7 separate regions of the Mus musculus genome follow, and regions 1, 2, 4, 5, 6 and 7 are each linked to region 3. Evidence: chromatin loops called from intact Hi-C (ENCODE). Cell type or tissue: heart. All regions are shown on one strand.

Evidence for each region. Peaks named below come from ENCODE experiments on the same cell type or tissue, not always from the same donor. Only the 100,000 strongest peaks of a DNase experiment are listed, where the experiment ranks them.
Region 1: it touches region 3 in a loop (2.1-fold over the local background); 13 of 42 quality-filtered maps call a loop at or near these places.
Region 2: it touches region 3 in a loop (7-fold over the local background); 26 of 42 quality-filtered maps call a loop at or near these places.
Region 4: a loop joins it to region 3, with 8 times the contacts of the local background. A loop is called at or near these places in 26 of 42 quality-filtered maps.
Region 5: a loop joins it to region 3, with 2.1 times the contacts of the local background. A loop is called at or near these places in 4 of 42 quality-filtered maps.
Region 6: it touches region 3 in a loop (8-fold over the local background); 15 of 42 quality-filtered maps call a loop at or near these places.
Region 7: a loop joins it to region 3, with 3 times the contacts of the local background. A loop is called at or near these places in 8 of 42 quality-filtered maps.

The regions. Positions count from the first base shown.
Region 1 is chr9:101,000,514-101,004,513 of GRCm38, reverse strand. All of the region lies in intron 6 of Pccb (propionyl Coenzyme A carboxylase, beta polypeptide), which reads left to right. Among named protein-coding and RNA genes, the nearest start is that of Pccb, 32 kb to the left of the region's middle. In heart, CTCF peaks have their summits at 590 (motif pointing left) and 2,245 (motif pointing right); no DNase peak of the experiment used is centred here.
Region 2 is chr9:100,641,914-100,645,913 of GRCm38, reverse strand. It overlaps Stag1 (stromal antigen 1), which reads right to left and starts at 2,466. Exons shown (of 34, transcript NM_009282.4): 1 at 2,118-2,466. In heart, CTCF peaks have their summits at 2,343 (motif pointing left) and 3,025; DNase peaks (open chromatin) are centred at 1,583 and 2,493; H3K4me3 peaks cover 3,684 bases; H3K27ac peaks cover 3,171 bases.
Region 3 is chr9:100,452,590-100,456,589 of GRCm38, reverse strand. Gm28166 (a long non-coding RNA gene) reads right to left here. Exons shown (of 3, transcript XR_871066.2): 3 at 3,564-4,000. Among named protein-coding and RNA genes, the nearest start is that of Gm28166, 4.6 kb to the right of the region's middle. In heart, a CTCF peak has its summit at 2,217 (motif pointing left); a DNase peak (open chromatin) is centred at 2,199; H3K4me3 peaks cover 1,295 bases; H3K27ac peaks cover 939 bases.
Region 4 is chr9:100,915,714-100,919,713 of GRCm38, reverse strand. The region is part of intron 22 of Stag1 (stromal antigen 1); the gene reads right to left. Among named protein-coding and RNA genes, the nearest start is that of Pccb, 120 kb to the left of the region's middle. In heart, a CTCF peak has its summit at 2,392 (motif pointing right); no DNase peak of the experiment used is centred here.
Region 5 is chr9:100,758,268-100,762,267 of GRCm38, reverse strand. All of the region lies in intron 5 of Stag1 (stromal antigen 1), which reads right to left. Among named protein-coding and RNA genes, the nearest start is that of Stag1, 120 kb to the right of the region's middle. In heart, a CTCF peak has its summit at 1,716 (motif pointing right); no DNase peak of the experiment used is centred here.
Region 6 is chr9:100,543,616-100,547,615 of GRCm38, reverse strand. It overlaps Nck1 (non-catalytic region of tyrosine kinase adaptor protein 1), which reads left to right and starts at 1,482. Exons shown (of 4, transcript NM_010878.3): 1 at 1,482-1,621. It overlaps Gm46139, which reads right to left. Exons shown (of 2, transcript XM_017313741.1): 2 at 1-2,159. The coding sequence ends at 1,512. In heart, CTCF peaks have their summits at 1,539 and 1,749 (motif pointing left); DNase peaks (open chromatin) are centred at 1,405 and 2,015; H3K4me3 peaks cover 2,917 bases; H3K27ac peaks cover 2,361 bases.
Region 7 is chr9:100,505,045-100,509,044 of GRCm38, reverse strand. It overlaps Nck1 (non-catalytic region of tyrosine kinase adaptor protein 1), which reads left to right. Exons shown (of 4, transcript NM_010878.3): 2 at 373-616. The coding sequence starts at 391. Among named protein-coding and RNA genes, the nearest start is that of Il20rb, 21 kb to the right of the region's middle. In heart, no CTCF peak of the experiment used is centred here; DNase peaks (open chromatin) are centred at 1,254 and 2,164.

The sequences.
Region 1 (4,000 bases), 550 kb before region 3:
CAGTACTTGTCATACATTTCACAGTCCCTACCCTGAGTGCTCTCAGCTCAGACCCCCACTCTCTTTATGTCTCCCACTTGTTCCTCTACTTGTTATGCCCCCCATTCTCTATGCTCCCCAGTCATGTCCCCTACTCTATATGTCCCTGTCTTAGTTAGGGCTTTGCTGCTGTGCACAGACACCATGATCTAAGCAACTCTTGTAAGGACAACATTTACTTGGGACTGGCTTACAGGTTCAGAGGTTCAGTCCAGTATCATCAAGGTGGGATCATGGCAGCCTGCAGGCAGCAATGGTGTAGGAGGGACTGAGAGTTCTACATCTTCATCTGAAGGCTGCTAGTGGAAGGCTGACTTCCAGGCAGCTAGGATGAGTGTCTTAAGCCCACATCCACAGTGACACACCTACTCCAGCAGGGATACCTTCTAATAGTGCCGCGCCCTAGGCCAAGCATATACACACCATCACAAGGCTGAAGAGGTGGCCCAGCAATTAAGAGCACTGGCTGCTCTTCCAGAGGTCCTGAGTTCAATTCCCAGCAACCACATGGTGGCCCACAACCATTTATAAAAGGATCTGGTGCCCTCTTCTGGCATGCAGGTGTACATGCAGCACAGAAATCATCCATATAAAATAGACAAAATACACACCATCACAGTCCCCCACTGTTTATGTCCCCCACTCTGTATGTCCTCTACTTTTTATGTCCTCCAGACTTTATCTTCCCACTCTGTATGTCCCCCACACCTGCTATTCTCACTATCCTTTCCTGTAATTTGAAGTAAATTTTGCCTAAAATCAGTACATCTAATTCTTTTGGCAATTGTTGGCCAGATAAATCTTTCTCCATACCTTCAAAGTGGGAATTAAAAAAAAAACCCATAAACATATGTAATTGAATCTTATCGGTATGTTTTGAAATTCTTTACAACAAAAAATTTAAAAGATAGCTTTTTTTTTTTTTTTTTGATTGTTTTGCTTTTTTTGCTTATTTGCTGTCTGTCTGTGCGTTGCTCTCAGAAACCAGAAGAGGGCATCAGATCCCTAGATTTGGAGTTACAGATGGTTGCGAGCTGCCCCACGTGAGCACTGGGACCCAAACCCAGGTACTCTGAAAGAGCAGCCAGAGATTTTTAACTGCTGAGCCATCTCTCCTGTGTTTTAGACGTTTTTAATCCCAACCTGGAGTTCCTACCCTGCTTTAGATTATTTAGTTCCCAGATAGGCCTTAATCAGCACTAGAGCTGGGCGGATATCTACCCTCTATGCTGTTAAGATAAATTTTCCTATCTATAACTCTGAGTTATTATTTGCTATGTTTCAGCTGAGCTGCTCTTAACTCTAACTGGCGTGCTTTCTGGGCTGCTTATCATGGTTTCTCTCTCCTCCCCACCCCCACCCTTTGTGGTCCTCCTCCAATCCTAATCTAGGGAACCCTAGACCCCGCCTATGTCTCTTCTGCCCCGCTATTGGCTGTCGGTATCTGTATTCACCAATCAGAAATAACTTGAGGAGCAAGGTCACATAACATCACTTGGTTTTAAGTGGGGACTCTCATTTCTGGGGCAACCAGGTCTTGGGGGCGGTGCTTAGCATCATAATACATAGCAAAAGACCAAACCTCGTGCAGGGCGTGGTGGCACACGCCTTTAACCCCAGCACTTGGGAGGCAGAGGCAGGCAGATTTCTGAGTTCGAGGCCAGCCTGGTCTACAAAGTGAGTTCCAGGACAGCCAGGGCTATACAGAGAAACCCTGTCTCGAAAAACCAAAAAAAAAAAAAAAAAAGACCAAACCTCAACACTCCGGCCCCATAAAGACAGCTTCTTACCCCGAAGTCCAGGTTGTTTGCAAACTTAAGAACTTTGAATTTAGCCTCTCAGGGCTGGGGTTAAAAAGTCTGTACCACTGTGTTACCGGTGACTGAGGTTCATAGCTTCTTAGGCAAGAATAAAATAATGGCTCACACAGATTAACAAAATAGTAATGTAACGTCACTCAAAGCAAAGATACAGACCAGAAATACACGGTTAAGATTGACAGAGGACTGTGGGAGTGGAGGTACTGAAGACCTCCATAATTGTTTGGGCTTTGATGGGGTTCAAGGGAAGGAGGAGTGTGTTTCCTAAGGCGTATAGTTTGGGTGGTTCTTCATTTTAAAAACTTTTAAGAAGGTTTATTTTATTTTATATGTGTGTATACTTTGCCTGCATGTATGTCTGTGCACAGCATGCATGTAGTACTTAGGGTGGCCAGAAGAGGGCATCAGCTACCCTAGAACTGTGCTCTTAACCACCTACCCTCTCCATTGCCTGGTTTTCTGTTTTAATTAACAAATATAGTTCCATTTTCAGAAGGCATATACCTTCTGATAATGCATTTGATTTTAATCATGTGCACGACAAATTATGCAGAGGCGTAAGATGGTAAATGGGAGATTCCTCCCTAGGCAAACACGATTGCCTTCGTGTGCATGTATCCACAGATCTCCATCTCCATCTTTTTTCTCTTTTCTTTTCCTTTTTAGATAGGGTTTCTCTGTGTAGCCCTAGCTGTCCTGGAACTCACTCTGTAGACCAGGCTGGCCTTGAACTCAGAAATCTGCCTGCCTCTGCCTCCCAAGTGCTGGGATTAAAGGTGTGCACCACCACTGCCCGGCTAGTTCTTTTCTTTTTAAAATTATTATCAATAGTATTCTATGAACACTTACAAATCAGTGCGTATGTAGTGGGAAAGGCCTTACTGGTATGATTCTAAACAAGGACACAACATAGAAGATACATAGACACTTACACACTTTGTCACATTGCATGTTTTTCTGTTATCTCCCTAGGTAAATTCATATTCCAGCAAGAGCCTTAGAGCTGTTGATGCATTTTAATGAGGAACATCTTTATAAACAAGAACAGGAAAAAGTACTCAGAGAGCTAATGATCTTCAATGTTAACTCATAATTGCAGCTTTAAGTGAAAGGCCGTCCGTATCTATTGGTGTCTTTTCATTGTCCCTTGGGTATACTGTAAGAAGCAACGTTTGACTTTAAAGGGTCAGCCTTGGATATGTATTAATGAGATCACTGGTGCATGGCAGTTGGCCTCGTTATCAAGCAAAATCAAACTGACAGCAGTACTTGCTTTTACTAGTGTGGGCATCCCTGGATAGATTGGGATGATCAACTGCTCTAAAGCCTATACCAAGTGGGCCATGGTGATGCAGGACTTTAATCCCATCACTCAGGAGGCAGAGGCAGGTGAATCTCTTGTGAGTTTAAGGCCAGTCTGGTCTACAGAGGGAGTTTCAGGATAGCCAGGTCTAAACAGAGAAACCCATCTCAATAAACAAACAAAAATAATTCATAATCAATTTAAATGTACCTGCAGATGGGAATATTCAGTCTGAAAAATTCAAGTGTTCTCCTTTTAAGTATTTACTTTGGATTTTATTTTATTTTATTTTAGATAGGGTCTTACTATGTAGCCTAGCCCTGGCTTTCCTGGAACTCACTATGTAGACCAGACTGGCCTTGAACTCAGAGATTACCCTTGTCTCTGGCTCAAGTGCTGGGCTTAAAGGCATGTACTACCATGCCCAGCTTGGTCTTCTTAAATATATCAGAGCTTATAACCTAGAGAACATTAAACATAAAACAGCAACAACAACAAAAAAACAAAAACAAAAAACAACAACAACAAACAAACAAAACACCAGACATTTAAAGAGGTAATATCAGACTATTCTTTTTTCTTAGTTTGTCAATGTCAGTGGAGAGAACTAACACACACGAGCGAGTACATGGGCACACACACACACACACACACACACACACACCATCCATTAACAACACAGACAGAAAAATACTAACTGATGATTTGGATAGGGGATTTATTGCAGGATTGCTTATTTAGTAAGAGACTAGAAATTTGAGTGGTCACTTAAATTATGCCAAACTGTGGCAATTAGTTATGGAAAATCTACAGTATTCGTGGATTCTTAAGATAGTAT
Region 2 (4,000 bases), 190 kb before region 3:
AAGTTTTAGCTAAAAAAGGTTTTCAATGTGTAAAAGAACCATTGGCTTACCTCAACTTTAGAAATGAGGAAGGTAAGATTTAAATAGTTAAAAAGTAAAACCAAGACCTCAAACCTAGGAGATGTCTCAAAGTTCAGTTCAAGGTTCTCACTCGTCCCTGCAACACAGCTTGAGTTTTTAAAAGAACCTTTCAAAGCCAAGAGTGGCAGTAATCCCAGCATTTGAAAGTATGAAACAGAAGAATCGCTATAAATTCAAGGCCATCTTGAACTACATACCAAGATCCTTTCTGAAGAAAAAAACAAAACAAAACACAAAAGAGCCATTCAGTAATTGGCTGGCCTGGCACCCACCTATAATCTCAGATCTCCATAAGCTGAAGAAAAGAACTGCCACCTTAGACTGTGTACATAGTGATTTCAAGGCCAGCCTGGGCTACACAACGAGATCATGTTGGTTGTGGAGGGGACAAGCACACAGTGATTGTATTAATCTCTTCAGAAACGACAATACTAGACCTCTATTTGTTTTGTTTTAAAGGCAGTATCTCATAAAACGTCCATGCTAATTTCAACGTATGATTCCCCTTGCCTCTGCCTTCTCAGTAAACAGAATTACAAGCATAGAACAATATGCAGAACTCCAAAGCACAGTTATAAAATGCAAAGAAAAAAAAAAAAAAAACACCTGTGGGGTTTCTCTTAGAAGTTTATTCGGGTAAAAAAAAAAAGTGTTACATTCCCCATAATTAAAAACAATGAAATATCATTCCTTGTTCTTTCAGTATTTCTAATTGTTAGCCTCGATTTATATACATTATAAGACCATCACCCATCATACAAGAACTCCCACTGTTCTGTACATTTCCATAAGAGCTTCACCATCAGAATTTGCTATCTATATATGAAAAAAAAAAAAAACCCACTGGGAAACCTAAAGGTAAAGTTACAAATTCCATTAAGTTACACATCGTACAACTTTATGCGGATTTTGGTACTTTCACAAACACTACTTTTGCTAGATGTAAAATATAGCTGTCTCTAAGCACAACCAGAAGAGAATAAACATGCCCCTCATGTTAACACCAACTTCAACAGCAAATAACTCGCTACCACAAACTGCACTATTTGGGGTCTATAGGGCTCCAAAACCACCCCAGAGCTTAACACTCCCAGGACACGACTGTCTGCAATGTGGAAAGAATCAGTAACAATCCTAACGTAGACAGAAGCGGGTGACGTGACAATCCGAAAACCAGAAAATGTTGTGGTCCCTACTACACACAAACAGCACTCGGTTCGGACCCCTCCAAGTCCAGCTCCCAGCACTCGGGTTTCCCAGCTCTTCATCCCGCCCCCCACCTTCAGGGAAGAGGAAAAACAACTTTTATTGGCCTCATCTCCCGGGGGATTGGGAAACTAGCGGGGCAGTGCTCCGGCCTGGACACGTTTCACCCGGAGCTCGGACGGCGGATAGCGGGAAAGCCAGGACTGCGACGTCCCGTCGGCCCAGGTCCTCAGCCCTACCCCACCCCAGCAAAGCAGGGGCCTGGGACAGCAGTCTGGGCTGAGCGACCCCCAGGACCCTCGACAGAAGCGAGCTCCTTGTCATGTGACGCCGCCGCCGCCAAAGCACCGCAGAAACGCAGGGCGGCGGAAGGCGTTCGCGCCAGCCCGCCTAGGCTGGCCCGGGCGCGGGCGAGTCCCGAGAGCCCGGGCGGGGGGGCGGAGGGCGGGCTTGGCGGCGGGCCCGAGCGCGCCACAAAGGCTTCCGCGCTACCGCCGCGGAGCCCGGGCGGGCGGGGGCACCGTTTTCGCGGCCCGCGGGGAGGGGTGGAGGGAAGCGGAGCGCCCGCCGCGCCCACAGCGGGTCCCGGACGCTCGGCCGCCCGCCTGCAGCCGCCGCGCCGCGCCGCGCACAGGCCCGCGCGGCCTCCCTCCCCCGCGCGGGGCCCGCGCCGGCCCGCCCGCCCGCCCGCCGCTCGCCGCTCGCGCTCCCAAGCTCTCGCCCGGCCTCCATCTTGGATCGGCGCTTCCAGCCCCCGCGCCGCTGCCGCCGCCGCCGCCGCATTTCCCCCTTTCCCGCCCCCCGCCGCCGCCGCCGCCGCCCGCGCTCACCTCAGCTGCCCATCCGGGCGCTGTCGGCCGTCGACCTAGTTTCCCCCCAAAAGTCTCCGGTGTGTTATTCCCGAGGTGGGGGGGTGGTTACGGGGTGGTCGCCGGGGGTTCGGGAGCGGGGGCCGCGCCTTCAACGGAGCTGCAATCCTAACCCGCCATCTGGTGGCATTTTCCACACGCCAATGGCGCCGCTGCAGACTCGGGTCCCGACCGCCCTCTGCTGGCCGCGCTGCTCACTGCTCCGCTGACAGGACGGGCCTGCCCGGAAAGGGGAGGGAGCTGAGGCGCGAGCAGGGGCCCTCGGACGGGGCCGCGCGCCATCGCTCGCCTCCGGGGGGCGCGCACGCGCAGCAGCGGCGCGGGAAACGTGGCCTTTTGCGTGGCTGCACCGCCCCCCTCTGCGAGGCTCCTGCTCCGCTCGGCCAATGGCGAGCCGCGGAGACGTCTGGACGAGGGCGCTGTGGACAGCTCCTGGGCCGCCCCAGGCGAGCGGAAGGACGGACTCCGCGGCGCCTGCGCGACCCGCTCGCTGGGTTGCCGCCCGCCATTTTTAGAGCTTCTCCAAGAGCCTGGAAGAAGTCCGCCCCCGGCTCTTCCGCCGAGGCCCCTCCCCGGCGGGGGCCGCGCTCCGCTCCCGCCCTGAGGCTGCCAGCCGCCCACACCCGCCCGTTATCGGGGTGAGCCGTGCCAACGCGCCCCCGAGCCCTGCTCCCTCCCCGGTTAGCGGGAGTCTCCAAGCTAGAATTGAACGCGCGGTTTATTATTATTGATGAGGCGCTTTTTCAGAACGAGGTTGAAAAGGTTTCGAGCACTGGGACGAACCCCCTGCCTGCCGCGGAGCTAAAAGGAAACAGTGACCGCTCCAGGCCGATTGGCGTCGTCCTGCCTCTGTAAAGCAGGTTCTCGCCGAGGTGCAAGCTTTGCATAAGGCGGCAGCATTGGCTAGTTAGTGAGAAAGGAGAAGCTACACGGTGAAGATAGACTCTGCGAGCAATCAGATTCTCCCACAGCCTAGGACTGCTTTCTGTGGTTCTCAAATGGACGTGCGAATAATGGAGCCTAGCCGAAAGGGAAATAGCCAGGCGTAGATCTTGACCCCTTCCTTCCCTGCTGCTCTCTACCTAAGCTGTCCTTGACCAAGGCTCTCCTAACCTTCCGCCTGCTTATTAACTCCGCACTACAAAAGTGAATTCTTGGTCTTGTAGGTCATCAGCCTCATTGCTGACTCAATTTTTTTTTATTGGCAGAGGCAGCTGCATTTTCAATATCTCCTTAGAAACGTTAAACTTGTTTATAGTCTTGAGGGCTGGCTAGCTAGCTAGTACCTCAATTGTCTCTGGAATGTATCCCAAAGGTTGCAAAGTGCGTTCCACATCACTGGAGGAACTTTGGTATGAATTCGTGACAGTCCTTTCAGCAAAGTATCTCGTTTACTAGCCTCTGATTGACTTCCTATTGTGTTCTCTGCAGAGCCTGTTTTTAGCTTGCCTTGTTAAAAGACGGTGCGGGCTCCAAGCCATAGTCATATGTAATTTAATCTATCGAATGTGTGGGACTCTGATAAAGAGCTGATATTCTATCAACATGTTTGTAGTCGTGATCTCAAAAAAATCTCACCTAGTTTAACCATCCCCCATTCCCTTCTCTCCCCAGTCCAGCCCTGCCTGAATGCCATTGCCTTTTTTTTTTCTAGAATAGCTTCAGTATTTTATCTTCTAGGTGCTTTCTGTTTTGTTTTGTTTTTTGTTTTGTTTTTTTTTTTTAGTTTCCATTTATCTTTAAAAACAATCAAGGCTGTTAACTCCCTCAACTTGCTGTACTATCACAATGTTCCTTACCCAGGCACATGTCTGAAGAGAATCACTGTGGGTGCTCTAGCCACA
Region 3 (4,000 bases):
CTGGGATCCATAAGATAGACAGGCTGAGCAAGGCCAATGGCCTCTGTGTCAGCAACTGTCTATGGGTTCCTTCCCTGCTGGAGTTCCCACTCTGACTTCCCTCTCTGATGGATTGGAAGTGTAAGCAAAATAAACCCTTTCTTTCCCAAGTTACTTTTGGTCATGGTGGTTTTTTTTTTTTTCTTCTTCCCAGTAATAGAAACCCTAAGACAAAATTAAACAATGGATAATGTGGAGTCACGCCTGCATAAAATGCACAAGTCTTTTGTGCCACCTGAAGTTGGAAGTCACACCATTTGAAACCCATAGTTTGGTGTTAAAAAAAAAAAGTGCTTTTGCTTTTTCCTGTTGAAGTGGCAGGGTAGAATCAAACCCCTCCACAATGCACACCGATGACGTCATTTTGGTTCTCAACGTTGTTTATCCTCCAAGAAGTCAAGGTTTTCGTAGAACAATAGCTAATTCTGTGTCTGGTCTGGAAGGGAAAGGCTTGTGGGAATTCTAGAACATTTACTCCTTGCTCCATCAGAAAACCAAGTTTTGAACAATTGGGTCAGTCAAAACTTTACATAACCAGTCTAAAAGGAGTCTCTCCTGGCCACAGGTGGGGCAGAGTTGAGCACGCCGAGGAGAAAGGCTATCCGTCAATAAAAATCTACCTGAAATCATCAGCCCATAGGGATAACCAAGAAGACGATGGGACAAACTAATTCTCAAGATGAATTAAGTCCAGTGAGGTGGCTCAGATGGCTAAAGGCGTTGGCAGAGCAGGCCTGGAGACCTGGGCTCAACCCACGCCTGGAAACCACAGAAGGGGCAGGAGGGAGCAAATGCCACAAAGGGGTTCCCTGGCGTCCGCACAGTGGCACAACACACACACACACACACACACACACACACACACACACACATGCACACACCCTCCACACACATACAAAAGTAAAAATTTGAAAGAGAGCAACAGTATGTATTTCTGCTGCTAACTTGTCAGGTCTTGGAAAGTATCTATGTCAAACAAAACAAAAAACAAACACCCTGACAGACTTGGCTCAGCTCAAGGAAGACTATAGGAGGATTATTGGTGGTTAGATAAAAGCCAGCTTTCCTCAGGAACTTGTGAAATGGGATTCCCTCTGCCAAAAGGAGTCGTGTCCCTTGCCTCTGGCAGAGGGGACATGTGGCTGTCCATTGATACATACCCATGGCTGCAGATCAAAGTCTATGCTGGCCTCCAGGTTTCCTCAGACCCTACTTACACCCCAAAGCCCAGGTTAGCACCCTGGCCCTTGCCACTCCTCCCCCACTTTGCTAACTCCCAGGCTGCCTCCATTCACAGGCTTCCTTCCTCCCAGAAACCAGCCAGCTCTCTATAAGACTTTTTCCCCTTTCCCTCGTATGCTATTCTATACCATACTCCTTGCTACTCTGGCTAGTCTCAAGACTATTCTATGACACACACACACACACACACACACACACACACACACACACACACACACACACCTTTCTCTCTGCTCCCAATAGTGCTGGCCATGTCCAATCTGCTTATTTCTCCCTCTGCTCTGGACTCTTCCAGGTGCCTCTGGATGTTCTCTCTGTCTCTGTCTCTGTCTCTCTGTCTCTGGGCCCCCCACCCCGCCCCCTTGCCCCCCTGCCCCATTCACAATAAAATCTTCCCCCAATCGTGGAGCGGCCAGTTTGGCGGCTTCCTTACTGTGTCATCGCTCACAGTACTCATTTGTGTTGGGCTTATTGACACACTCGTTTTATCATTGGAAAATGCCAGCAATTGCCAAGAGGTCAGTCACAGGCCGATTTCTCCTCCACCAGTCCCTGTCTCCAGACACCACTTGCATCCACCTGCAGGCCTGTAATTGCCTCTCTGGGCTCTCCATCGATTGCTTCCCACACGTTACTGTCCCCTGTCACGTCAAGCGCCCGTTTCCCGCACTTTACTGTCTAGTCAAGGTTTCTTGCGAAACTTTCCGTTTTACTGAGGAGTTGCAATGCCGATGATATCTCTCCTCTGTGATACTCCTCCCTTTCTCTTTAAAATAGGCGTCTTGTTTTCCGTGGGCCTATTTCCTTCTTTGGCCTGTGTGACTTTTCTGGGGATGCGGATCTTTTTCCTTTGAATCCGGCCTGACCTGATCCGGTGGCCCAATTCTACCGCCCACCCGGCGGGAAGCGACTTCATTGCGTCTACCGGTGTCTGGTGCCACCTTGTGGCGAATTCTGAAAAAAAAAATCCATTTGTTCCCACTAGAGAGGAAGCTCCGTGGGCTTCCCGATGAGAGAAAGGGAAAAGCCCAGGCTAGTTTTCCTGGAACCAAGGCTCAGTTGGAGAAAGTCCCCAGGCTTAGACCGGAACATAGAGTTTCTCCATTGTCACTTGCAAGTTTAGCTGCCACCATGTCCTCTCTCTCTGCATTCACTGACACCAGAGCATGTGCCCAGTGGTCCCTTTTCTCTGCCTCTGCTCTACTCTGCAAGCCACTCACCTTTATCCCAGTCGTCCACCCCCCCCCCCCCCCCCGATCATTCAATCTAAAGCATTGTGCATAGTTGGTGAAGTCAGAGCAACATCCCTGTTGACCCAAACTGTAGGTTTGGTTTTGGTTTTCCGGCTCCTGGGACCCTGGTGATTCCTTGCCAGAGTGGGAGGCTCACAAAGAAGATGCAATGTTCACTCCTTGCATCCCTTAGCGAGCAATCGGCAGCCCTGGGAGAGGCCGGAAACTGATCCACACAGAAGAGAACCTGAACAGAAGCCCTCCAGGGACCCGAAATAGCACGAGGTAGCTCTTACCTTTACTCTGCTACCTGAACTGCTCACCTACCACACACTACAGGCCTCGAGATTGCCTAGGGACCTTCAGCAAGTTTTTCATACTTGCTCATCCTAAGGTCGTGCCTGCAGCCGCAGCTGCACAAGGCCCCCCACCCCAGATCAATTTGTCCAAAGTTCAAGGATACTTTTAAGTTTACTTTGAGATCATAAATAAAGCTCCTAGAGAATGCTGAGTCGGGACTTTGGGGGCTCCGTAATTGATTTCAGGGGACAATTTGGGATTCTCTAGGAACAGTGCGCAGCCAGAATGCCACTGTGATTACAAATACTGTCATCTTGCTGGGCAGTGGTGGCGCACGCCTTTAATCCCAACACCTTGGGGGGGGGGGGCAAAGACAGGTGGATTTCTGAGTTTGAGGCCAGCCTGGTCTACAGAGTGAGTTCCAGGACAGCCAAGGCTATACAGAGAAACCCTGTCTCAAAAACAAAACAAAACAAAACAAACAAACAAACAAACAAACACTGTCATCTCAGGCCAGGTGTCCTGGCCCGCGTCTTTAACCCTGTCTGGAAAACAAAACAAAACAAAAACAAAACAAAATAAAACAAAACCAACCAACCGAACAAAAAGAAATAACTGTCATCACTCACAAGAACACACAAGATCAGAAACTGTAGCATTGTGAAGCTTTCACTTTTCAAGGGTTGATCTCAACTTGCTGTGACTCCCCCCTCTTTTTGTTCTCTTGTATTCATTCCCATTTGGGAAAACAACAACAACCACCAAACACCCCCGCACCCATTAAAACCCCTGCAGATTCTACCCTGTGCTAAAGGCTCAAAGTAAATGTCTGCCCAGTGAACAAAAATGCCAGGCGCTCATGGAGGTTCACACGAAGGAGTGAAATCCTTAGGAAAAAGGAGTCAGTGTCACGAGGGTCCTGCAGCCAGAGCTGAGATGACATGTCAGTGAGTGCTCGGTACACTTGAAAGTCAGGAGTCTAAGAGGGTACACAAATAGACACTGTCTGTACCGAGCTGCTGAAGAGAAGGAGGGAAGAGCTACCGATCATGTTGGCATCACGAGGCCAACACCCCCTGACTCTAGACAAAACAGAAGAGGAAGCACTCAAGGAGAACACAAGTGGACTGACTTTGCAACAGAAATATGTGGCTGGGCTGTAGCCCAATGGTTGTGTGTGGGTGTAC
Region 4 (4,000 bases), 460 kb before region 3:
ATCCCCAAAAAGTATGATAATACATTTAAAAAAATTGGTCTGATAGATAAATACACTCCTTTGTCATTAATTTTGTTGGACAAGATCTCAAGTCCTTGTACTAAAAAGAGATTGTTATGTTTTGTCTAAATATTCTCTGGTATATGTGTGCATATGTATTTGTTTGTGTGCACATATGTATACATAGGCTAGAAGTCAACACTAGATGGTTTTCGCAGTCTTTCACTGAACCTGGCACTCACTGATTTGGTTAGGCTGCCTGACCAGCAAGCTCCAGGGATCTGTCTGTCTGTCTTTGTTTCTCCAGCACTAAGTACAGACACGTTCTTCCATACTCAGTCTTTTAGGTGGTTACAGGGGATCTGAACTTGTGTTTTTGATGGCACAAGAAACATACTACTTTAGTGGCTGAACTATCTCCCCAGTCCGTAAATATTCCTAAAATAGTCTTTGGTCATTGACAAGCTCATAAAAAAATTCCCTTTTACACTGTAACAATTACTTAGGATAGCTCTTTTCACTCTTCACTTATTCTTACTTAGTTCAGGAAATAATATTTCAGTAAGTTAGAGGGTTAAACAGCATCCCATCAGTTGATAGACTAATGAAGCAGAGGAACTCTTAAATTACCCTTCATGGGAGACACTCTACCAGAAAGCAAGAACTAGAGGTCCAGGATTAGGGTTGCAGACACAGTACACTCTGCCTCCCGACCCCTGCAACCCCAAAGTATATGATCTTAATAAAATGCCAAAACCATGAACCACGAGGTTTTACTTTTCTATATTGAAAATGTTTATTTCTGGTTATCAGATAATTTGAAGATATTGGAATTGTATAAAAACTTTAAGCTCAGAATTTGTTATGAACAGTTATATCCAGGTTACTTTCCTTTTCCTTCCCTGTTTAATTTTTTTATTTTGGGAAAGGGTTTCACTGCTATATAGCCTAGGTTGGCCTTGAACTTAGCTTTTCTGAAGGCTAAGTGCTGGAATTGAAGCAAAGTATCAATGGATATAAGACTTGGATCTTTCTTGCCTCTCTTTTCTAGACTAATCATATAATTATTTGTGACTGGACATGGAAAGAACATGAATATTAAACTCTGGTAGTCAAGGAATGACCAAAGGTAAACTTTCAACTAATAGGATAGATTATAAAGTCAGAATTTTCAAAAGCAAAAAGATTGAAATAAAGATTCTAAAAGTAAAATAAATTGTTTATAGTGAAACTTTGTTCCTTTAGGGATAGTTTTTTATCTCTTAATCCTTGCCCCATTTCTCTTGCGTCAGAGTAACTGAAGGTGGAGAGATGCTAGTTATTCTTGTTACTATAGGAATTCTGTGCAAGAATTCAAGTAAGCTATTTCTTCTTCATAGCTACAAAGAAGGAACAGGGGGAACAACAACAACAAGAAAATAAAGAGCCTGCCTTCTTAAAAAAAAAAAAAACAAAACATTTAACTTATTCCGAGGGATGTAATTTGTGGAAAGAAGTACAAGGTTGAAAAGACATGGCCACTCTAGCAGACTTTGCCCTACCCCTCTTTTCTTTGGTCTGTTTAAATATTAAGGTGGAAGATGAAGAGGAGATACTATAGTCATAAATGTAAAGAAAAAACACATTTTAAATCAAGTACCTCGTTAATAATTCAATTTATAGTAATATAAGTAATGTTGGCTTTGACTTAAAGAATTGGGATTAGGGCCAGAGTCCAGTAGTAAAGATTGGACTACAAAGTTATCTAGAGAAACAGGCAGGGTGAGGTAGGATAGCATATTTGTAAGACTATAGAAAACAGAACATGACGGTGTCATATCATAGTACGTTTGGAAGGCAGAAACAGCCAGATCTTTGTGTGTTTAAGGCCAGCCTGGCATGCATAATGAATTCTAGGGTGTCTGCAGCCACACAGAACCTACTTCAAAATAAATAAATAAAAATAGTTTAAAAAGGCATCCATAAGCCGGGCGGTGGTGGCGCACGCCTTTAATCCCAGCACTCCGGAGGCAGAGGCAGAGGCAGGCAGATTTCTGAGTTCAAGGTCAGCCTGGTCTACAGAGTGAGTTCCAGGACAGCCAGAGCTACACAGAGAAACCCTGTCTTGAAAAACCAAAAACCAAAACCAAAACCAAAAAAGTATCCATAAATAAATAAATAATTAAATAGATAGATAAAGGAAGGATGAAAGAGAAAGAAAGAAAAAAAAAACCCCACAGACCACTCAAGTGGAAAAAAAATGGAAATTCTTTATCCTCAGGATGAAAAAGGCAACTCTTTAAGTTCCAACTCTTATTTAGAAGCTTTCTAGCGCTTTTGTACAGGTTCAAAGAGCTAACATAAGAATGATGTTTCTTGTTCAGCAAAGACAGTGAAAGCTGATTGTAGAAACCATCACTAGGGGGCACTGGAGCAAAGAATACCGAACAAGACTTGTGAGCTTGTCAAACAGCTTCAACTCTCAGGCTGACACCCAAGCACACCTATATTTTACAAAAAGGTCTAAAACTGTTTTGCCACAATCTGTTCAAATACTTGACTACAAAAGGTCTATCATCAAATTAAATTATAACTTGATTTAAACTTCAAATATAATTATCATTTAGAATCTCCTGAATAACAGTGTTCTTGACAGGTCAGAAGAAAATCAAATTCAAGAAAAATTTCTCTGTAAAGAAGCAAACTTACATTATATTCTGTAAGCATATTATAATTGTTGACTCAACAATCCTCTTCTAGGTTCATAACAATACATGGAACAATGAACAACACAGAACAAGGTCTTATATGAGAATGGCCATTGTAGTATTAATTCCATAGCACCAAAAAAAAAAAAAAGTTCAAAACTATTCAATTTCAAAAGCATTCGAAATATTCAAGGAGGTAATAAATTCTATGTAACTACAAAATAGACTACTATGCAATTATTAAAAATATCCTTGGGGAGATGGAGAAATGGCTAGGTGTTAAAAGCATGCACTGCTCTTACAGAGGACCTGGGTTTGGTTCGCAGCACTCACATGGTGGGTCATTATCATATATAAATCCAGTTCCAGGTACCTGGTGCCCCTTCAGAAACATAGTGCACATACATACACGTAGGCAAAACATTCAAACACAGAAAATGAAAATAAGCCTTAAAATATTCTTGGGAGATTGTAGATGGTGGATAACAGTCTTCAGAAAATAAGCTAATGAAGGCAGCCATGAGAAAAGCAATGGGTACTTTAAACATCTGGTAGAAGAGCCACACCTAGAACAGCAGTAGTCAAAGTGGGACCAGGGAAAAACCCTCCTTTTCTTAGCACCCCACAGGTATTCAGCACTGACAACCAACTGAGCAGATGCAATAAAATTTAAACATTTTAACAAAATTAAACAAAACTTCTGCTGTCATAGAGTACATCAGACCAAGTACAAGGGGTTTGTACGCTAGAACCCGACAGAAAAAACAAACCACTGGGTTACACTGGAAAAGGAATGATGCAACAGATCTAAGTTCAAGAAGCTGAACACTCAATGGGAACTAGAGTGGCATCAGAATTGTCAGAGATTCCAGGCAAGAACTGCATTGGGGTGTAGAAGGAGCCTTGCAGGTCTGACCAGATCAGAGACTCCCCCTTTAGAAACAACTGCAAGGGTAATAGGAACAACCAAAGGCAAGGCATTGGAGAGAGCGGGGACCACCCATGGAAGAGGACAGCCGAGCAGTAGGAGGAAACTCGATAGTCTAAACAAGAGCCAACAACTAGGCAGTTTTTAATATCCCAAATCTCCACCCAGCTTTCTGCTCTATATTTATCCCATCTGTATTTAATAGGCACAGTCATTTTAGCAGGCCATCTTGGTCCTGGTCTCTTCTTGCCCTACATTTCATTTCCCCCTAAATCCTTCCTTACAGTTGTTACTTTTTTCTTCCCTTCTTTTTGCTTTCTCCTTGCCCAAAGAAAATAGTCTCATATGGTTTACAAGAACCACTAGCCTGAGACACTGGAAACAA
Region 5 (4,000 bases), 310 kb before region 3:
CATGCTTCATTTGCATTTCCCTGATGAATAGCCATACTGAGATTTGTTTTTCTGTTTATATATGCCATTTGTACTTCATCTTGAGAGCTGTTACATTTTATTACTCTATTAAATGACTAGATTGTTTGTGATATCTAATTTTGAAGGCAGTAATAGGATTACTGTAGAAAAGATTCAAGATACTCTGCTCAGTGCTTTAAATTCTAGAGCCTGGAGAATGTATAGCACACTTAAGTTTAAAAATACATTCGTATAAGAAACAAAATAGAGATAAGAAAAACATATTCAAGAGAATATCAAACTAAAACTTTTACATTATGTCTATAGTTCATAAAAAGCAGAGTCAATACTGAGCTGCCAACTTTAACCTATTTTTACCACTGCTCTTAACATGAAGTCCATGAATGAAGTGATAGGATGCTTTTCTTGGGTTGTTGGTTTTGGCAGAACTCTAGAACCTCCATGGAACTCTACTGGAACCTGAATTTCTAATTACCTTTGTTTCCAGGTTAAAATGGTGTTTGCAAAGTTGGAACCTGCCTTTTTTTCTAAAAACCAGAAAAAATACTACAGCAGTTACCTAACCACTCAAACCTAGTCTTCAATCCAAAGTAGAGGTGATTAGGCTCAACAGCACTAAACAACCCTATCCAAAGTACCTTGTATTTACCAGAAGAGAATGGAATGAAGCAATCAGAAGAAACTCGGGAACAAGTAAACTGTCGCACAGCTCTGTATATAAACCAGAGTACAGCCTGGAGAACTGCACCTGGGTCACCTCTGCATGCACCTTATTACTGGCCAGACAAGCAGAATTGTATTCTTGGATGCTTCTTGTCCATGTTAGGATTTACTTCCCTAAGTTCTATACTAGTAGCTGCCTGGCCCTTTTTATCTTTCCAACTAAAAACAAAAGGGCGTAAATGTGACAGTTACATGAAAAATTAAAGACAGGAAACTAGACACAGGCAAAATTTTGCTACTTGATACTATAACAATATCGCAAATAACATTTTAAGTTTCAAGCTTTTAACGACATAACATTACATACTTAGCACTACTGAAACCTATGTGTGATAAAATATGCTACCACTGCCTGATACTCTAGCAAAAAGCATTCCAAATAGTAAAGGCCTTTCAAGTGTTCTGTGTATGAATCAACCTCATATTTCAAAGATTATAGTCACAGATTCTTAAATTATCTGCCATTATGGTATTGAACGGATATTGCAATCAGATACTAGGACAAACTTTTGGTGGTCTTTCTTTCATGTTTGCTTTATCTAGGTTCACATGAGCTATAAATCAAAATAAAAAAGGGAAAGACTGCCAAAGAGTATCAATGAATTTGGTAAAAGAACCCTTCAGAAGAAGAGAAGAGTAGTACTAAGACTACTAAAACTGGAAGGAAGTCACTAAAAAAGTGTCAGCACACAGTAAATGCACGGCTGATTATCTAGCAATGCAATGAGTTTGACCATCTTTCTAATGAAATAAGAAGGGAAGCTGGACAAAATGTAGAGAAAAAGACTCATATTCTGGTTGCTTTCCAAGAGAAATTTCCAACAAAATGTGTTAAGTATGTTGGAGTACATGTGAATCACCTGGTTTATGTATGCAATAACGGAGTAAAAATAAAAAAAATATTATGAAGATATTTTATAAAATATGCAATTTTTACAATAGCTTTAAAGTTGTGATTTTACCTTCACTGATGTGTCTGTCTCTAGATGGCAGTCTATACTTTGTAACATTCCTAGTTAAAATATGAATATATTCCTTCCTTGGTAAGAGTGAAGATGGTTGAACATTATATTAGTAAACTGTCATCTATTATTTAGTTTCACAAAATGGTAGGTTCTATTAGTGAGTTCTCCCACCAATTCCCATCATTTCAGACCCAAACATGCTTGTGACTCCTAACTGCACCAGGGAGGAGAGAACAGCAAAACACCACAGAGTAAAAATATTACTTTTTTTTTTTTTTTTTTGGTTTTTCGAGACAGGGTTTCTCTGTATAGCCCTGGCTGTCCTGGAACTCACTTTGTAGACCAGGCTGGCCTCTAACTCAAAAATCCACCTGCCTCTGCCTGCCAAGTGCTGGGATTAAAGGCGTGCGCCACCACCGCCCACCAAATTATTACTATTTTTTTATCTCATGATATAAGAAGGACTTGTAGTGACTAAGAAAAGCTTAAGTTCAGTCATGGGAGTAAAACAGAGAACTGAACTACACTATTCTCAGCTTGACTAGGTACCACAGGGCAGGACCACAGGCAGCAAGCCCCTGAATCAGTTTGTCACACCATACACCAAGACCTTCAGCACACAGGTATCCTTCCGCATAACACCCACCTGAGAAAGGCATAATATTCCAGTTCCTTTATCCTTTATGAAATACTACCAACTTAAACTGTGACTCCCTGCTGCCCCAAGGTCTGACCACCTGTACAATTTGGATAGCCCTCCAAGGAATTCTGAACATTAGCAAGACAATCTACTACATCAACAGAAAGGTTTGCTCCAGGGGTGAGAAATCAAAACTTTTGGTAGCTGAGCTGGGAACACTTCAGAAACCATATTTAACTATCAAGAGTTGCCTCCAAATTGATTCCACAGTATCAAGTACCACACCTGCAATCTGACCAAATGGGGTAATAAAAAATCCAAAGGTGAGACCACATAGACATACCAAGAAATTCCACAGATAACGTAACTCCAGGTGCCGAGGTCCTATGACAATAACATGAAACACGAATAACCAAGACAATTTGTCTACTTCGAGAAATTTGCACTCCTAGTGTAGTACTCCCTGAAAAAACCAACTTTGCTAACACGTTAAACAATTATTTTATAATACTGGGTACTGTCAATCACATTATTTTTTGTTTTGTCCTACCCTGATTTGTTTTATTATTATTATTATTAATGTCTGTTTGTATTCTAATCCACAAAGAAAGTATGGATTTTGGTGGATGGGAAACTGTGATCAGAATATATTATATTAAAAAATCTATTTTCGGGTTGGAGAGATGGCTCAGCAGTTAAGAACACTGACTGTGCTTCCAGAGGACCTGAGTTCAATTCACAGCAACCATATGATGGCTCACAACCATCTGTAATGGGATCCAATAACCTCTTGTGGTGTGTATGAAGACAAAAACAGTACACTCATTCACAGTAAACAAACAAACAAACAAACAAATAAATAAATCTGTTTTAATCTATTTTCAATTTTTAAAAGTGATAATGATTTCAAAACAGCAATTAGAGACTCAAAGAGAATATGAATATGTCAAAATGAAGACCACAAAGCAACAACTGAATAAATTAATGAAAAATAATCAAAATATAAAAACAGAATTAGAAAAGAGAATCTCTAAAGAAAGTGAAACATAAGATTCAAAGGAATTTATCCCACCAACAGACTGGATCAAGTAAAAGAGAGATTATCAGATCTTAAAAACAAATTAAGAGGATTCCGCAAAGCCTAAGAAAACCCACGAAGGGAACATGAGGAACTCTGGAACACTATAGAAGACAAACCTAGAAGTCATAGGATCTAAGAGAAGAAAACCAGTCAAAGACATAAGAATATTTTCAATAAAATCACAAAAGAAAACTTCTCAAATCTCGAAAGGCAATGCCTATCAGGGTACAAAGGGCATACAGAACACCAAATGGACAGAACCAGAAAGCAATATTTCCAACTTCAATTAATATGTATTAGTATGTTTTGAAATGTCTGTAATAATTTTCTTTCTTTTTCTTTTTTGGTTTTCTGAGACAGGGCTCCTCTGGAGACCAGGCTGGCCTCGAACTCAGAAATCCGCCTGCCTCTGCCTCCCAAGTGCTGGGATTAAAGGTGTGCGCCACCACTGGCCAGCCTGTAATAATTTTCATTTCAATAAAATACTAAACATACAGAAATAAGGAAATAAAAGTAAAAGCTGCAGTGAGGAAGCCGAGAGACTGCGGGTGACAGTCTGTGTGTTCCTTT
Region 6 (4,000 bases), 91 kb before region 3:
ATATATATATATATATATATATTTGTCTTTTTGTTTTTTGAGACAGGGTTTCTCTGGGTAGCCCTGGCTGTCCTGGAACTCACACTCAATCTGTAGACCAGGCTGGCCTCGATCCACCTGCTTCTGCATGCATCACCCCCTTCTCTTCGGTATGTATGTTTTTAAATATATAATTTGCATTACTTACTTTTGATACTAACAATAGGCAGAGTATCCTTTCCCCAGTTTTATGTTCTACTTTTCTCAACTAAACTCAGGATTAAAAGGGGCTACAGGTAACTTGTATTTTACCTAGGGCAGGCCACCCATGTATTTATTAACATGCAATTAAGTTAAAAGCAGAAAACAACTTTTTAGGATTTACAGGTAGGGCTTGTAGTATAGCTAAAGGAAGGGGCTGAGATTCAGTGATTAAGAGCGCTGGTCTTCCAAGGGGCCTGAGTTTGATTCCCAGCACCCACAGGGTGGTTCAAAACCATCTGTAACTCCAGTTCCAGAAGATCCTATACCCTCATTTGACCTCCATGGGCAGCAAAATTATACACAAGTATAACACAAGTACACCAAACACTCGAACACACAAAGAATAAAAATGAATTTTTAAAAGATGAAAGGAAGCTGTATTAATTCCTCGATTGTTGAGGATGATGTGCTAGGCACGAGGTGGGCGTGGGTGAAACAGTTCTTTTAATAGACTTTGCAATCTAGGTATATGGGTGCAGCTACGCTGGAGGCAAAAACTCGTGTTTCCATAAAATTACCTAACCTAGAATGTTTCTTTTAGGTGCCACACCCACACTAAGCAACAAAGGTGATTGGGAAATAGTGAGGCAGGTTATGAGTCGCTGTAAGGCAAGTTAGGAAGGAGAGCCGATTTATTGATGCCTTCCTTGGCAGGTGGCTGGGACTGTGCCACTGCCATACTCACCCCTAGGGCAGAAGTAACTGTCCTTTTCACAGGACTGGAAGCCGGGAATGAAGGCTACCCACGCGCCAGGGCACTCGGAAGTTGCTCGCAAAGCTTATTTTGGTTGTGGTTTTCATTAACAAACATCTTACATTTTTCCCCCGAGGCTTCATTTTCTTTGTCGCTCCCTGTCCCTAAGATCTGCAGCTGGTCGGCCCTTTCAGATGCAGGCACCAGAGTAGTCTGGGTTGAACTCGGGACCGCTGTTCGACATTAATGAGCGATTTAAAATGAATGACAGGTTTTAGTAGCAGTGGGAGAGGCGGAAAGTAAGCAGCCACCGAGGAGGCTAGGGGAGAACAGGGCGGTGGGGCCCGGCGCTCCTCACCTTCTGTCCAAAGGCCGCGCAGTCTCAGCTCAGGGACCACTCAGGGCCCGCGCTTGATTGACAAGCCCGCTCGCCCAATCCCGGAGCGGCGCATTCCGCTGAAGCGTCAGGGGCGGGCGCAGGAGGCGATGGAGCCTATTAGATTGGGCGTGGAGCGGGTTTCCTGCCCGCAACGGTCCGCCCACCGGTTGCGCGCGCCCCGCCCCTCTCCGAGAGCTACGCGGCGGCGCAGCACAGGCCTCGTGCGGTAACGGCATCCGGGCAGCCGCGGTGGCGTCCCGGTGCGGTCCTCAGGTGACTGGAGCCGAGGGCTCGGCGGAGGGAAGGTGAGACGGCCTCGCTCGCGTGCGGACACACGCACAGTCCTTTCGGTCTCCCGGTCGGTCCGCTCTGCCTGCTAGTCTCTAGTCGCTTCCTCTTTCCCCGGCGAAGTTGGCCCGGGGGCGCCGTCTGCTGGCGGCGGAGCGGAGCGGAGGGGGCGGGGAGGCCGCTCGGCGGAGCTCGGGTGTCCGCGGTGCAGCCCGGTGACCCCGCGGCCTCTGGCCTGAGCTGCGAGCGCCGGTCGGGGAGGCGGGCAGGCAAGTGTGCGGCGCGCTGCCTCGGCGGTTCTCCGCAGAAAGCCCTGTCGGCGGTCTGTGTCGGTGTCCGAGGCCGGGACGGTAGGCTGGCAGGAAGGGCGCTCTCACCTCCAGCCGCCAGCCTGAGGAAGCCGAGAGGGGGGACATCCTCGGGGCGCGCCCTCCCCTCCCCCTCCCGTTCCGGAGCAGGAGAGATGTGGGTGTCCGGGGGCTGTTGAGGTGGGGTTGGTCCAGGAAAAGCAGTCCTCTGGGTTGGTTTCGTACTGTTGTCGTACGGGTTTCCGTGCTAGGTCGGTTCAGTGTTAACAGCTGGGTTGGAAGGAAGCTGGTTTTTTGTTCAGGGTTGAGGACCGTAACATGACCGGTTAACGTCGAGCCGAGCTGAAGTCACCCGAAGAAAAATACTGCCCTTAGTTAGGAAAGAATTCACAGGAGTTAGGAAAGAACGAGATGAAGAAAACTTCCTGACCCCATCTTGGGTGGGGAGCAGTGAGAATCCAGGGTTCGGCCAAAAAAACGGGTCAAGTTTTGCAAGAAGCGTTCCATTTTCAAAAGCTTTGGTAGCTTGATGATGATCAATCAGCCTTAACGGTTTCTTAAGCACCTGGAAATCAATTGTGTGCTTTCAGCCTTTAGCGACGTCACAACATGAACAGAGAAATAGTCCAAGGAGAAAGTTTTGATTGATCATTTTCAGTCTTGTTTTTAAATAGATATTCTCTTCACATCGTGATAGTTAAGTCAAAGCGTATGCGTTGGTTGATTAGTACTTTTTTTTCATCGTGGCCACATGTGGTGCTTTCTCTGGGAAAACTTCTGTAGGAATTGGCTAGAGTAACTAAAGCGTACATTGTGTTGATGTCTCCGCTGTATGTATGAGCATTATGTTTGAAAAGATTTGCCTCCCCAGCAAGCATTTTAAATTGTTTAGGTTTCCAAGCCCAACAGATCCGTGTATTAATAAGTCGACACGTTAATGTATTGCCTTATTAAACATTGAGTGATAGTTTATGCTGCTGATTTTCTAATTTGAGAACTTCGTTCTAGAGTTCAAGGCTTGTTGTGATTATTATTGTAAATAAATTCCTTCTCAGGAGAACTTGAAAAAAAATGAATTAACTCTGGCAATGTGGAAGAATGGATGCTTTCAATGCCAGAAAATCAAATGATTATTTCACTGTTAAGTAAAATTGGAGGAAACGTGAACTGAGCATTTAACAAATCCAACAGTTTGACGACAATTTGACAGGCCTGCCTGATTCTCACTTTAACCTATCAAGGAAATAGAACTTCAAAGTCTTCCCTTCACAACTGATGCCCCACGCCTCCAAGCTGTCTTTCATTAGCGATACATTAGTAGCATGCTTTCAGGAACCCAGACATAAACCTTAACATTGTACTGTTTTTTTGTAGTTGTTTTCTTTAAAAAAAAAATCTTACCTTTGTATTCTTATATATTGTTTTTCAGTTTCTGAACTACTCAGTAACTCTAACTGGATTTTCTGCCTGGAGGATCTCAAATGTGTTCTGCCTGTGCTGATCTTAAAATAATACTTTGAACATATTTTTCACTGTTTAGACACTAGTAATATCTTTCCTCTAGATTCCAGTCTTTTAAGGGTTTATTTTTATTTTATGTGTTTTGTAGTGTTTTGTACGACATGTGCTGTGGACTCTGGGGACAGAACAGAGATCCTCTGCAAGAGCTCTTAACCACTGAGCCATCTGTCCTAATACAGAAACATTCTCTGCAAACTACTAACTTTGCAAAGGAAAAGTTCGCTAAGCTTTCCTTCTTCCTTAATTTCCTTCCTCCCTTCCCCGCCCTCTCTTCTCTTTCCCTCTCCTGTCTCTTTTGCCTTCCCTCAGTTTTGGGGTGAGACCAATGGCTTCTCATAAACCTTTGAGGTGTATCATCAGTCTAAAGTTCTATTTTTTAAAAAAGTGATTGGTTATTATATTTTCTACACCCAGAGTCAGGACAGCTTGTGAGGGGTCAGTTCTCTGTCCCCCACAGAGGTCCCATGAAGTGAACTCAGGTTTTTAGGCTTGGCTGTAGGTACCTTTAACTACAGAGGCATCTTGACACCCATCCAGAGTTACATTGTTTTACATATTGTTAAACAT
Region 7 (4,000 bases), 52 kb before region 3:
TTTCATATCACTTTTAACTTTTTGATACTCTTAAATTTATTTCTTTTTTATAGTATTGGGAATTGAGCTCAAAGCTGTGCACGGGCTAGGAGTATCTACTACTGAACTGCATAGTGCCCCGCCCATCTCCTGTTTTGTATATTAGTTTTGAGACAGGGTTTTACTCTGTAGCTTATTCTAGCTTCAAACTTAGTATGTAGCCAAGGCTAGCCTCAGCCTTATGAAAGTCCTCTTGCCTCAGCCTTTTGAGTGTTAGGTTTGCTGGTATGAGTCATAATTCCTGGCCTCTTAAATGTTTAAGCATGTCTTTTTGGACAAGCATGTAGACAATTACACTTCAGCACCATTTAAAACATGTTCTATGTGTTACAGTGTTGACGCTGCTGAAAGATGGCTGAAGAAGTGGTGGTGGTGGCCAAATTTGATTATGTGGCACAGCAGGAACAAGAGCTGGATATCAAGAAGAATGAGCGATTATGGCTCCTGGATGACTCTAAATCCTGGTGGCGAGTTCGAAATTCCATGAATAAAACAGGTTTTGTCCCTTCTAACTATGTGGAAAGAAAAAACAGTGCTCGGAAAGCATCTATTGTTAAAAACCTGAAGGACACCTTAGGTAAGTTGTTTCTTATTGAAGGAGAAGCAACAGCTTTCATTTTAGATCTTAGTTTTGGCTTTTTTTTTTTTTTTTTTTTTTTAGATTTATTTATTTTATGTATATAAGTACCAGAAGAGGGCATCAGACCCCATTACAGGTGGTTGTGAGCTACCATGTGGTTGCTGGGAATTGAGCTCAGGACCTCTGGAAGAGCAGTCAGTACTCTTAACTTCTGAGCCATCTCTCCAGCCCAACTTTGACCTTGTTACAACAGCTCCTGTGGAGTTTTGATTTGCAGAAAGTTTGCCACTAGTTGAGAAAGGAAAAGAATGCCTGGCGTTCAGACTTGGTTCCTTTGTATCCTGTTAACCTATGTTATGTGGCACATTATTGAACCTTTTTGACACGCTAATGAATCTCACTTAAAAAACAAATCACTTTATTTTATTCTAACTGAAGAGAGTTTTATACCAGTGGGTTATTGCTGTATATTCGCATCTATAGGATTGGTCACTTTGCACTTTTGTTGACGTCTTTCTTTCTCTAACTCTGTGTGTTTGGTTCAGATTTTTTCTGCCTTTATTAAGTAAGGCAGATGGGGGGAGCCTACTTCTCTCTGGCCTTGGTTAAGCTGAAGGAAGGAAGTATGTAGGAGGAAGCCTGGCCTCCTCCCTTTTCTTAAGTTATCTTTCCTTAATGGACAGGAAGGAATTGGGAGGGACAGAAATTTAATTGTGGTGTTCAAGGAGACAGACATGTAATTGCTTAATAATTCTTTGCCTGTTTGTAAAAAAAGAGGGAAACAGTTTTTTTGTGGACAGTTTGGGACTAAATGTAGCATGACTGACATACTATTATTAAATAGTATTTTAAAATTTCAATGCACAGTTAATAGTTTAGTATTTTAATAATTATTGGCAATATAAGGTAAATGTTTCTTCTTTTAAACTATTTTAAGCTGCAAAAGCTAAAATATAGTAAAAAGAACTTCCTAAAGTATTGGGTTTTCAGTTTCTACACTGACATTTCTGGTATATTCAACATTTTAATTAATCTGCAGTTATCATGGCATTTGACAGACCAGTTAACTTCTTATCTCTTAATTTTGAGAAACATCAGTTAACTGTACTCAGAATATTACAGTTATAGTTGTCTTCATTCCCCAGAGTTTGGGAATACTGTATTAAATTAGTGGTCACATCTAAATGATATGAATCTAGGTTTTGTGTTCAAATATCTAACCTCCCCTTTCCCCAGAATTTCTGCACCCCATTTTGATACCTTAAAACTCATATAATTTAATGAATTTGTTTCACAATAGCTGTGCTAGTAGAGACATTGTTTGGAAGTCAAGGGAAATGAAGAATGTATGTATTCATTTTTAACTATTAGAAACATACTAGCTTTAATTTTTTCTGTTACAATGAGTGAATTACAACTCCTGTTTTTGCTGCTGCCCTGAGTTACTTGTTCCACGGGTTATTTTATGGCTTAAGGGGAGAAAACAGTATTGGAAAAAGAGAAGCCTCAGTTTTGAAAACTTTTCTATTGCTTGGGTGTGGGCCAGGTCACATGGATTGGGTGTGGGAAGTTTCAGTGTTACAGAGCAGACCAGGAAGCTCACTGAAAATTATCCCGGAGCTGTGTCAACAAACTGTGAAAAGAGAACACAGAATTTTTATTCAAAATGGATTGGTTAAACATCTTTAAAGATTTTTTCAGTAAGTTATTTTGTTTATTAAGTCTGTAGTTTTCTTGTTCCAGATTTTTGAGTTGGATTTTATTTTCTTTGTGAATTCAGAGGGAAACTTTATGGAAAGAACTCAGTGGGTTTATGTAAGCTGGTACTTTATGCTGTTTGTGAAATAGAAGGTAAATGGCGATGATATTTTCACTGCTGTTAGTTTGATCTGGTAAATTATTTCAAAGTGTTTCATTGTGAATGCTTAGCAAATAGGGAGAGGATATACATGATTTGGATGTGAAGTAGAAAGTTGTACCACACACAGGCATTTGAAGTAAAGCAAGTCAGTTGTGAACAATTTGTTTACTCTCAACCTTTGAGGTAACATAATAGGGTTTTTTTTTGTTTGTTTTATTTTGGTTTGGTTTTTGTTGTTGTTTTGTTTACTGAATTTTACTTAAGCTTTGTTGAAATAATGTCAAGATAACATTTAATAAGAGTTCTAGTAAACTACAAGTATTGACTTACAAGTAAACCACTATGCTAACTTAACTTGGCTCTGCTGGTAGCATGGTTGCGATAATTGTGTGCTTGATTGTATCTCTTTGAATATTTGCTAAGTGTCTTTACAAAAGTGAAGAGAGAAATTATTCTAGAAGTCTCTTAAGAGTCAGAAAGCCTAAGGAAACAGTGATCTAATGAGAGTCCAAGAGAAAGGCAAAGGCAGGGAGTAAGCACTGTGGAAGAGGACGTGGCCATTGCAGTGTGTGGGCTTTTGTCTCCTCCTTATCTTTGATGGCTGACCGATTCCTACATTCTCCCTTCTAACTCCTATTTACTTTTTAGAGAACAAATACAGTTTTAGATCTTTGAGATTCCAGTTTTAAGCTAATTTTCTTTTACACATTTGTATGTATGTGTGTGTACAAGCCTGTGTGCATGTGGGTACATGTTATAGAGGCCGAAAGCTAACCTCAGGTGCCATCCTCAGGAGCACCAGCCGCCTCTTTCCAGGGAGACAAGTTCTCTCATTGGTTTGGAGCTCATAATTGTGCTGCCAACACACCCCAGGTGTTTCGTCAGCTCAGGGATTATAAAATTGGGTTAACACACTTGGCCTTTTTTACCTGGGTTCTGGGTAAAAAATGAGGTTATTGTGCTCGTGGGGCAGGTAGTTACTAACTGAGGCTCCCCTCAGCTCTTTATTCATTAATTTATGAACACATTTTTATAGAGAATCTAATGCAAGCTGTATAAAAACCAGCTCGATGGTTTGGCAAGATTGTTCAGCACTTGTCATCAAGCCGGACAACCCATATGATCCCTAGAACTGCATGGTAGAAGGAAAGAACTGATTTCTACAAACTGTTCTCTTACTTCAGCATATTCATGTGCACATACATACACGTACACATATCAAAATAAATGAACAAATAATGTAATAAAATAATTTTTTAAAATTTGTATGAAATATTAACTCTTGCAGAATCTGTTAGGGAGTTAGATGATCGTAATTGTTAATAATGTAGGTGGGTTTCTATCTAGGTGTGGTCATGAGTGGTTTTTTGGCTTTTTTTTTTTTTTTTTTTTTCTGAGACAGGGTTACTCAGTGTGTTCCTGGATATCTTAGAACTCACTGGCCTCAAACTCACAGAGATCTGCCTGTCTCTGCCTCCCAAGTACTAGAATTAAAGGCATGTACCACCATGCTTGGCATG